Regions from separate parts of the Homo sapiens genome. Here region 1 is linked to region 2. The links are chromatin loops, found by intact Hi-C in ENCODE. Cell type or tissue: IMR-90. All regions are shown on one strand.

Region 1 (2,500 bases), 160 kb before region 2:
AACCCATTTCTTTCCTCTTTAAAATAAAAATGCAGCCCAGGAGCTGCTTTTCTGTAGATTGAAAGAAACTCCTTTCAAATTATACACACACACCTTAAAATTCTAGCAATAAGGCCGGGTGTGGTAGCTCACACCTGTAATCTTACCCAGCACTTTCGGAGGCCGATGCAGGCGGATCACCTGAGGTCCTGAGGTCAGGAGTTCGAGACCAGCCTGGCCAACAGAGTGAAACCCCATCTCTACTAAAAATACAAAATTAGCCAGGCATGGTGGCACATGCCTGTAATCCCAGCTCTTTGGGAGGCTGAGGTAGGAGAATTGCTTGAACCCAGGAGGCAGAGGTTGCAGTGAGCCGAGATCGCGCCATTACACTCCACCCTGGGCGACAGAGCAAAACTCTCTCTCAAACAAACAAAACCCCACAACCTATCTTTTCTATACATTGCAGGAATCAATTAATGGTTCAGATAATGGGGTCAAACTTGTCGCATGATATTTACTTATTCAGTTCATAGACTACCTGTACTATCAACCTTTATTATCCATTTAGTAATAACATAGGTAACTAAATTAAATTAACAATGAAATCAGTCTGTTAACACACGCTAGAAAGTCAATGATAAATAATTACTAACCCATGTTTTAAATGTGTACTTGTTTCAGTGGTAATCTAGGAGTACTCTCCAAAGGTGGTCTATGGGCTAACTTAAAATCCCACCCAGCACTTTGGGAGGCCGAGGTAGGGATTGCTTGAGCCCAGAAGTTGGAGACCAGCCTGGGCAACATAGTAGACCTCATTTCTACAAAAAAAATTAAAATTAGCCAGGCATGGTGGTGTGAACCTGTAGTCCCAGCTACTTGGGAGGGTGAGGTGGAAGGATCACTTGAGCCTACAGATCGAGGATGCAATGAGCCGTAATTGCACCACTGTACTCCAGTCTGGCCAACAGAGTGAGAACCTGTCTCAAAAAAAAAAAAAAGATTGGCATATACTGATGCCAAGATGAGACTTCCAGCTGCTCTAACAATTAGCAAGGAAAATTTAACTCTACTAAGTCTTCTTAGTTTCATATAACCCAGTCATAATCCTCATGGATAAATGCAGCCAGATTTCTGAACACATGTCATAGGTAAATATATATATGTACATATATAATATCTAGGATCTTGAAAGTTAATTTAGCAAACACTTCATTTCTGGGTTGTCTTAATTTCACAACTTTTTAGAAGGTAATAAGCATTCTGTCACTTTGGATAGGTAAGCAGAGATTAGAAGAACATTTGTCAGGGACAATAGAGAAAGATTCCTTTGGTAGTAATATATAAGCAGGTTATTCATTTTAGATTTCTTGAGGCCCTAAATTTTCTGATTAAGTTCTAGAAATGGAATCCTACCTGAAGCCTTGAAATTACAAGGCTACTGAACAATTGCTAGTAAAAAGCAGCTTTGGACATAGAGGGAATAATTGTTGAAGGTACACTATGGAAATGGACTTCTGAACAATAAAGCTACAGATGGAGATTTCTCTGAAGTTAATATCTGTAGGCTTAGAAGAGTTTTATACCAAGTTACAAAAAAATTCAGCAATGTGATCACATTATCTTTGCAAAGGTATGCAAAATGGGAGAAACTCCAGAAAAAAAGAGCAGTTTATCCCAGTTTTCAGAAAGGTGGATTTAGAAATTTCAGTAGGATTGACATTTCTTTACAGCATTATAGCATGGATTACTGAAGAGACTAGAAACAAAAGTACTGTGTTCAGTAGCCTCCAGCATGTGTCCACTAGGAACAAAAATGCTTTCTTTTTTTTTTGTCTGATTTTGCTTTTATACTGATATATAAGAGAAGTACCATGATTACATTGAATCTTCAGCAAGTCATATATAAAACTTAGTTGAGGACAAGTTATAAAGTGGAAGCTGATAATACAAATAGGAGAATCTTTGAACCACTGCATTGAAAAAGGATTATTGACGATAAACTCAGAAGGAGCTCTTGCTCCAGTGTCCTAGGCTAGCTTTTTTTTTTTTTTTTTTTTTGAGATGGGGGCTTCACTCTGTTGCCCAGGCTGGAGTGCAGTGGCATAATCTCAGCTACTGTAGCCTTGACCTCCTGGGCTCAGGTGATCTTTCAACTTCAGCCTCCCAAGTAGCTGGGACTACAGGTGTGTGCCCCTACACCTAGCTAATTTTTCTATTTTTGTAGAAATGGTTTCGCCATGTTGTCTAGGCTTGCCTTGAACTCCTGGACTCAAGTGATCTACCTGCCTCAGCCTCCCAAAGTGCTAGGATTACAGGTGTGATCCACTGCACCCAGCCTGGGCTAGCTCTTTTTAATCAGTAATTTTAATGCGCTTGTAAAAGGCAAATGTCATAGAATTGATAATTATAGCTAAAATAGGATTAATTGAGATTTATTGTCTAACTAACCAGGTGGCCAGTAATCATCCTATTCTAATTTTCTTCTTCGTTGTAAGGGAAACACTGACTAGTAAGCATT
Region 2 (2,500 bases):
GCGGATCACATGAGGCCAGGAGTTCAACACCAGCCTGGCCAATATGGCAAAACTCCGTCTCTACTAAAAATACAAAAATTAGCTAGGTATGGTGGTGCACGCCTGTAATCCCAGCTACTCCGGAGGCTGAGGCAGAAGAATTGCTTGAATCCAGGAGGCAGACGTTGCAGTGAGCCGAGATTGCAGTGAGCTGAGATTGCACCACTGCACTCCAGCCTGGGTGACAGAGCAAGACTCTGTCTCAAAAAAACAAACAATAACAACAACAAAAACATTAAATTACTGAAATAAATGAAAGAAATTAAGACTTACCCATACTCTCTTTATTGAAAGATAACCGTTTAGCATATTCATTTGAAGGCCCTTTTAAAGCTCACAAACTATTTTTTTTGTGTGTAAAACTGTACTGTACAATCTGTTCAGTGAACTCTTTGATGCAATATTATCATTAATGCTTTCAAAATAATGAACAGTTGCATCAATCTCTATTGTATTAATGCAACACAGATAACAGAATCCTTGCTACTGTCTTTATTATGATACTGTAATGAATATTTCTATCTAAATCTTAGTATACATCTTTCTTAAGAAATAAATGTCCACAAGTAGAACTAAGGGTGTAAAGCTTTAAACATTTAATACACATTGCCTGACTGCTCTCTAAGAAAGCTTTATCATAATTAGGAAGGGAGGTACAAAATAGCGTGGCAAAGTTGCAGGAGAAGAATAAATACACAAGCAGCTAATTCTGTCCATCCTTCTCCACACCCTCAAATGATTTCTTCAATATTTAATGAGAAGACACTTTCAGCTCTGAAATGCTAGGTTTAACATGAGGGCCAATTCACTTTCTTTGAAAAATCATATACATGAAACTTCGGTTTTTCTGTCATATTGCCTCTGTTGAATGAAGATTTTATTCCCAGAGAACAAAATCACATATAAGAACAATCTGTATGTATGTGTACATGTGAGGAAAACAAACAAACAAACAAACAAAAAACAATAAAAATGGCTAACAGGCTAGAGTCAATGGAAAGTTGGCTGGCAAGCCAAAGCTGGGGAAATACTCTTTGTAATGCTATACACTTTAAGCCAAATGCTTAACATCTTAGTTAGAAGAACTGAGTCACAGGAAATAAGCGTATACAGTACTTGCAGTCACATAAAGTATTTGGAGAAACTTGAGCCCCAAATGGTTCATATTTTTTTGCCCATACCCTTTTGACTGCTGGCTGAAAGCAGTCTGCATCTCCGGAATTTCCATCCATGTTGCTGGGCTCACTAGTTTGTTCATTTTGTGCTTCTCTTAAAATAAAGGGGAAAAAAAAGTTAACGTTAAAAACCACAAGCAAAACAACACCACAACTCCATCTGGATATCCTGAAAAGCCCAGTTACTGCACCTCTGCATTTATACTTAACTGTTTTCTGAGTCCAGCTGCCAGGACCATGGCACTGTGATGGTTAAATCTCTTGATGATGGCAGCATTACTATTCTCTTTTATGGATTTAGAATTGGAAGCAGATGGCACAGAGGAAATGCCATAGCCCTGTGAGAAATAATAGATTAAAAATTTTTTAAAAAGGTTCTGCTTTTCTTATTATAAGACACGCTTAGCTGAAAAAATTTGCTGGATGATGGGACTTTTATTACTTCTCACGAACATTAAATATTTATGAACAAACATTTAAAAACAAGTGACATTATGCACATAAAAGATTAACAAATAGCACTAACTCGTTTTAGCATTACAAAATACATCTTAAACTGAATTTCTCTCTGTTTTTGAGATGGAGTCCCGCTCTGTTGCTCAGGCTGGAGTGCAACCTTCGCCTCCTGCATTCAAGTGATTCTCTTGCCTCAGCCTCCTGAGAAGCTGGGATTACAGGCGCCTGCCACCACGCCCGGCTAATATTTTGTATTTTTAGTAGAGATGGGGTTTCACCATGCTGGTCAGACTGGTCTTGAACTCCTGACCTCAAGTGATCCGCCCACCTTGGCCTCCCAAAGTGCTGGGATTACAGGTGTGAGCCACCGTGCGTGGTCTGCATTTCTCTTTTAAAGAACAATTTGGATCTAGTTATCAAAACGTTAAATAAAAGCAATAGAGTCAGGATACCTGTAATCCCAGCACTCTGGGAGGCCAAGGTGGGCGAGTCACCTGAGGTCAGGAGTTCAAAACTAGCCCGGCCAACATGGTGAAACCTCATCTCTATCAAAAATACAAAAATTAGCCAGGTATGGTGGCACACACCTGTAATCCCAGCTGTTGGGGAGGCTGAGTGAGGCAGGAGAATCACTTGAACCCAGGAGGCAGAGGTGGCAGTGAGCTGAGATTGCACCACTGCACTCCAGCCTGGGTGACAGAGTGAGACTGTCTCAAAAAAAAAAAAAAAAAAAAAAGTAAATAAAAAGAATAGAATATAGTGAGAAAAACACTGACTATGGATTCAGAAAGATAAAGAGTCAAATTCTTTTTCTAACGTTAATCTAGGCA

The links. Hi-C counts contacts between places; a loop is a spot of excess contacts. Peaks named below come from ENCODE experiments on the same cell type or tissue, not always from the same donor. Only the 100,000 strongest peaks of a DNase experiment are listed, where the experiment ranks them.
Region 1: it touches region 2 in a loop (2.2-fold over the local background); 5 of 110 quality-filtered maps call a loop at or near these places.

The regions. Positions count from the first base shown.
Region 1 is chr11:18,503,741-18,506,240 of GRCh38, reverse strand. The region is part of intron 6 of TSG101 (tumor susceptibility 101); the gene reads left to right. Among named protein-coding and RNA genes, the nearest start is that of TSG101, 22 kb to the left of the region's middle. In IMR-90, no CTCF peak of the experiment used is centred here; no DNase peak of the experiment used is centred here.
Region 2 is chr11:18,346,640-18,349,139 of GRCh38, reverse strand. It overlaps GTF2H1 (general transcription factor IIH subunit 1), which reads right to left. Exons shown (of 15, transcript NM_005316.4): 8 at 1,425-1,552; 9 at 1,221-1,308. LOC105376577 (a long non-coding RNA gene) reads right to left here and starts at 23. Exons shown (of 2, transcript XR_007062611.1): 1 at 1-23. In IMR-90, no CTCF peak of the experiment used is centred here; a DNase peak (open chromatin) is centred at 1,179; H3K27ac peaks cover 572 bases.